Regions from separate parts of the Homo sapiens genome. Here region 2 is linked to region 1. Evidence: chromatin loops called from intact Hi-C (ENCODE). Cell type or tissue: CD4-positive, alpha-beta T cell. All regions are shown on one strand. Links, peaks and the distances in the headings refer to the core of each region. The heading gives the core; the rest is flanking DNA.

Evidence for each region. A loop is a pair of places that touch in the nucleus more often than their neighbours do. Peaks named below come from ENCODE experiments on the same cell type or tissue, not always from the same donor. Only the 100,000 strongest peaks of a DNase experiment are listed, where the experiment ranks them.
Region 2: it touches region 1 in a loop (6-fold over the local background); 4 of 110 quality-filtered maps call a loop at or near these places.

The regions. Positions count from the first base shown.
Region 1 is chr18:70,597,578-70,600,501 of GRCh38, forward strand. No RefSeq gene overlaps it. Among named protein-coding and RNA genes, the nearest start is that of GTSCR1, 52 kb to the right of the region's middle. RefSeq lists an enhancer at 1,330-1,409. In CD4-positive, alpha-beta T cell, for the core only: a CTCF peak has its summit at 1,457 (motif pointing right); a DNase peak (open chromatin) is centred at 1,464.
Region 2 is chr18:70,657,398-70,660,321 of GRCh38, forward strand. No RefSeq gene overlaps it. Among named protein-coding and RNA genes, the nearest start is that of GTSCR1, 7.9 kb to the left of the region's middle. In CD4-positive, alpha-beta T cell, for the core only: no CTCF peak of the experiment used is centred there; a DNase peak (open chromatin) is centred at 1,804; H3K27ac peaks cover 635 bases.

The sequences.
Region 1 (2,924 bases), core at 224-2,723:
AATGTGGAAGCAACTTTGGAACTGGGTAGCAGGCAGAGGTTGGAACAGTTTAAAGGGCTCAGAAGAAGATAGGAAAAATGTGGGAAAGTTTGGAAACTCCTACAGATTTGTTGAATGGCTTTGACAAAAATGCTGATAGTGATATGAACAATAAGGTCTAGGCTGAGATGGTCTCAGATGGAGATGAGAAACTTGTTGGGAACTGGAGCAAAGGTGACTCCTTTATGTTTTAGCAAAGAGACTGGTGGCATTTTGTCTCTGCCTTAGAGATTTGTGGAACTTTGAACTTGAGAGAAATGATTTAGGGAATCTGGCAGAAGAAATTTCTTTTTCTTTTTCTTTTTTGAGACGAAGTCTTGCTTGGTCGACAGGCTGGAGTGCAGTGGCGCAATCTTGGCTCACTGCAACCTCCACCTCCTGGGTTCAAGTGATTCTCCTGCCTCAGCCTCTCAAGTAGCTGGGACTACAGGCACCTGCTACCATGCCCGCTAATTTTTGTATTTTTAGTAGAGACGGGGTTTCACCATGTTGGTCAGGCTGGTCTCAAACTCCTAACCTCAGGTGATCCACACAACTCAGCCTCCCAAAGTGCTGGGATTACAGGTGTGAGCCACCGCTCAGCCAGGTGGAGGAAATTTCTAAGCAGCAAAGCATTCAAGAGGTGACTTGGGTGCTGTTACAGCATTCTGTTTTAAAAGGGAAACAGAACATAAAAGTTTGGAAAATTTGCAGCCTGACGATGTAGTAGAAAAGAAAAACCCATTTTTTTTGAGGAGAAATTCAAACTGGCTGCAGAAATTTGCATAAGTAACAAGGAGCCAAATAATCCCTTTGGATTAATTTGGAAAATATTTATTTTCCAAATATTAATGGGAAAAATGTCTCCAGGGCATGTCATAGGTCTTCATGGCAGCCCCTCCCATCACAGACCCAGAAGCCTGGGAGAAAAAAAATGGTTTCATAGGCCAGGCCCAGGTTCCCCATGCTGTGTTTAGCCTAGGGACTTGGTGCACTTAGTCCCAGCTGCTCCAGCTGTTGCTAAAAGGGGCCAAGGTACAGGTCAGCCCATGGTTTTAGAGGTTGCAAGCCCCAAACCTTGGCAGTTTCCACATGATGTTGAGCCTGCAGGTGTGCAGAAGTCAAGAACTGAGGTTTGGGAACCTCCACCCAGATTTCAGAAGATGAATGGAAATGTTTGGATGCCCAGGCAAAAGTTTGCTGCAGAGGCAGGGCCCTCATGGAGAACCTCTGCTAGGGCAGTGTGGAAGGGAAATGTGTGGTCAGAGCCCCCACCCAGAGTCCCTAGTGGGGTGCTGCCTAGTGGAGCTGTAAGAAGAGGCCATCGTCCTCCAGAGCCCAGAATGGTAGATCCACTGACAGCTTGCACCGTGTGCCTGGAAAAGCCACAGACACTCAACACCAGCCCATGAAAGCAGCCAGCAGGGGGCGCTGTATCCTGCAAAGCCACAGTGGCAGAGCTGCCCAAGACTATGGGAACCTACCTCTTGAGTCAGTGTCACCTGGATGTGAGACATGGAGTCAAAGGAGATCATTTTGGAGCTTTAAAATTTGACTGCCCTGCTAGATTTTGGACTTGCATGGGCCCTGTAACCCCTTTGTTTTGCCCAATTTCTCACATTTGGAGTGGCTGTATTTACCCAATACCTGTACCCCTATAGTACCTAGGAAGTAACTAGCCTGCTTTTGATTTTACAGGCTTATAGGCAGAAGGAACTTGCCTTGTCTCAGATGAGGCTCTGGACTGTGGACTTTTGGTTTAATACTGAAATGAATTAAGGCTTTGGAGGACTGTGAGGAAGACTTGATTGCTTTTGAAATATGAGACATGAGATTTGGAGGGGACAGGGGTGGAAGGAAGGATATGGCTTAGCTCTGTGTCCCCACCGAAATCTCATCTTGAATTGTACTCCCATAGTTGCCTCATGTTGTAGGAGGAACCCGGTGGGAGATTATTTGAATCACGGGGGTGGTTTCCTCCTTACTGTTCTCATGGTAGTGAATAAGTCTCATGAGATCTGATGGTTTTATCAGGGGTTTCCACTTCTGCATCATCCTCATTTTCTCTTGCCAGTGCCATGTAAGAAGCACCTTTTGCCTCCTGCCATGATTCTGAAGTCTCCTCAGCCATGTGGAACTGTAAGTCTAATTAAACCTCTTTTTTTTCCCAATCTTGGTTATGTCTTTATCAGCAGCATGAAAATGGACTAATACACACTATAACAAGAAGAATTTAGGTATATTAGTTTCAAATATATGAGCACAGAAATGGGAATTTCAAGATTTTTGGAGATGCTAATTTAATAGAACTTTTGAAATTTCATAAGCATGCATTGTCCCTTGAAAAGTAGTAACTGCTTGACAAATGCAGATTTTTATTATTACTGACATTTTGAGAAAATATCTGCAGCTGAAGATCCTGCAATTGTGAAAAATGTCATAAGTTTTTCATACACCCAGTTCTTTTGTCACAAAGTATGATCAGATTTTCTGCTTAGAAAGTGTTTTTGGCTGAATAGGTTATAGTCTACCCTGTATGTAGGCACAGTGAAAAAATGACAGGTAGCTTTCTAACGTCTTTTTGAAAATAAGTCTTTATATCAGAATATTGACAATAATGCTATAACTGTTACAATATGGGGACAAAAGTAACTTAATTATAACTTTTCAAAAATGTTTGTCATTTATACAGCTTTTTATCTGAAAAATGATGGACAATCATATGGAAAACAAAATTAGTAGAATGCAATTTAGAGACAGATAAGAAAAAAGTTCTTCAATAAAATAATTTAATGGTATTCAGGAAAATGCAAATGTGAGAGTCTGTGCAATGTCACGTAGCTCTATTCTGTCAAACTTGAAGATAAATATCTCAAATTATGATAATTGAATGTTTGAATACCCAA
Region 2 (2,924 bases), core at 291-2,790, 60 kb after region 1:
CCTAGATATTTTTGTAAGGTATGTTTTAGATGAAGCTAACAGTTAACCAGTAGACTTTGAGTAAAGCAGATTACTCTTTATAAGTAGATAGGCCTCATATAATCAGTTAAAGGCCTGAATAGAACAAAGACTAACCTCCCTCAAAGAAAAGAGGGAATTCTGACAGCAGATGGCCTTCAGGCTCGAACTGTGCTATCAACTCTTCCTGGGCTTCCAGCTGCCAGCCTACTCTGCATATTTCAGACTTGCCAGCCTCCAAAATTGCAAGCCAATTTCTTGAAAAAGATCAAAATTTATATATAGACATACACATGCACACCGACAAACACAGACACACATGCACACATAGACACACATACACACACACACACACACAAACACACACACACACACACACACACACACACACACGCTATTGGTTCTATTTCTAGTGGTTAAATGTCTCAAACTCCTGGGTTCAGGCAATCCTCCTGCCTCAGCCTCTTGAGTAGCTGGGATCACAGGCATGGACCACTATGCCCAGCTAATTTTAAATTTTTTTTTTTGTAGAGATTGGGTCTTGCCATGTTGCATAGGCCGGTCTTGAATCCTGTACTCAAGCAATCCTCCCACCTCAGCCTCCCAAAGTGCAGGGATTCCAGGTGTGAGCTGCCATGCTTGGCCTTGGATAATTTTTGACCAACTGTTTGGGTACCAAGGCTGAGCCAAGTTGACACATAAAATCAATCATCACAATGTCCACCACTGAATTAATAATTTAGCATATCAAAATGTAGGATATGCCAGGAATGACATTATTACTCTTATGTTACTTATTGTGATGAATTTTATAGCAAAGCAGTTTTTTCCCAACTACTAGTGTATGTATAGCATATGTGGTTAAAAAAATCTGTAGAAAAATGTCTGATTTTTTCTCAAGTCTTGAAGATTACAATAAAGCTGATGATAGCTTTGCAGCTGAATAAAATTCTTTGATGTAATGAATTAATTTAGAAAAAAGCTGATTGGAGCATGAGCTGGTAAAATGCCAGCTATGCTAGCTTTGTAATAGGGATTTCTGGTGGAAAGTCGAAGGAAACAAGTTCTTTCAGGAATGTATTAGATCATTTGTTACCAAATTTTAGCTTTGAAAACCCTGTTTAGTGATCCAGGGTGAGAGTCCATTGTGAGTAATGCAGTTAATTAAAAACTGTTGATTAGTAGATTGTTCAAATTGCAATGTGAGGATCCTGAATGACAAATAGAATTTGCTTATTTTCCACAATGATGCCATTTGAATGTCTATCAGAATTTTAAAACTTCAGATTATGAATATCGTCCCATATCGTCCCACTGGACCTGAACATTTTTAAAGTGAAGCTCTTTTTGCACTGTGTTTGGGAATTTCTTCTGAAGATGCTTTCCATATTCTAGGCAGGGAAAAATATGAAACCAATAACTTACTCATTTTAGAATGGAGATGATGAATATATTTTGTCCCAAAGTATTATAAATCAAAAGGCAAGTCCTTGAGAAGAATATTCTGATTTATGTAGCTATTCCCTCTAAGTAAGATAATAGTTTAACCAATGGTACTTAGAATGTTTGTACTCAGCAAGAGTCTTAGAAATAAATCATCAATGTGATTGACACACTTTTCCTTGGCTGGTTTACTGGTTCAGTGAGAATTTCGTTCTGCTTTTTTAGACAGTCAAGAAGGGCAGGCACTATTTTAAAAAAATGTAGCCCTGCTACATACTACTGTGACTGATAGAACAATTTTCCCACGAGCAAGATTCACTGACGCACAGCTCCCTACCCCCATGTTTGCTTGTGGTTGATAAGACGACATCCGCACAGCTGAGCCCTGTTCTAGGAGGAGCTATTAACACGGATTCCTCCAGAAGAAATGTTCACCCAGGCTCGTGAGGACAGAGTGTGGATTAGACTGTGAGGGAACTAGGTGGCAGAACTATTCCAGGATCCATGCTTCAGGCTCATCCATTCTATGCACTACTTCTTTTTCTTTCGTAAAGATCTAATGTTTTTTATATATATATACACACATATACATATATGTATAAATTATACACACACACACACAGAGACATGCACACACACACACATATATATTTAATTTGGTGAACCACAAAGCTTGACTCAGGGGACCTGGAATAGACTGCTTATACATTATTGAAATTAGCTCATGGAAAACACGCTGCAACCTTGTCAAATAGAAATATGCTTGCCCCGATTTGCGACCTAAAGTTGCTCTGGTTTCAGAACACCAGGGAAAATTACCAAATGCTTCAAACCTCCAAAAATGATAATTTTCAAAAGAACTTAGCAAAATTGGCAAGTATATTCGAGCTTCAAATATGCTGAAACTGAAACTGATGGGAAAAAAGCCCTACAGCATCCATATATAAGCTCCAGCCCCAGCTAACAAAATCACAACACCAAATGTCTCATCCTTCAGTGAAGATCTCAAAGAGCACCCGGCTTGACAGTGGTTCAAAGGGACAAAAGCACAGCTCAGGTGGGGAAAGTGAAATCCAGGGAATGAATCCATGACCTCGCGTGCTCTGGCCGAGAAGGAAGCTTGTGCAAAACTCTCCTCAGAGATGCCCAGTTTTTGTCGCTATCCCAGAGAAGTTTAATTTTTAAAAATTAATGCTTCATTCATTTGATACAGTTAACTTCTAGAAAATCATTTTTAGGATTTGATTATGAGGTAAACGGTGTGCTCTGGTGGGCTTTGGGTATTGTCTTGTTATTTTAATTTGTATGTAATTGGGAAGTTACTCTGTGTTCATTGTCCCTATGGAAGTAAAGCAGTAGGAATGGTTCAATATTGCATGTCAGCTCTCTGTTCTCTCTTTCTTTTATGATGCATAGAATAGAAAATGTGTAGCCAGCAAAAGCAGATAATATGATTGTGTGTG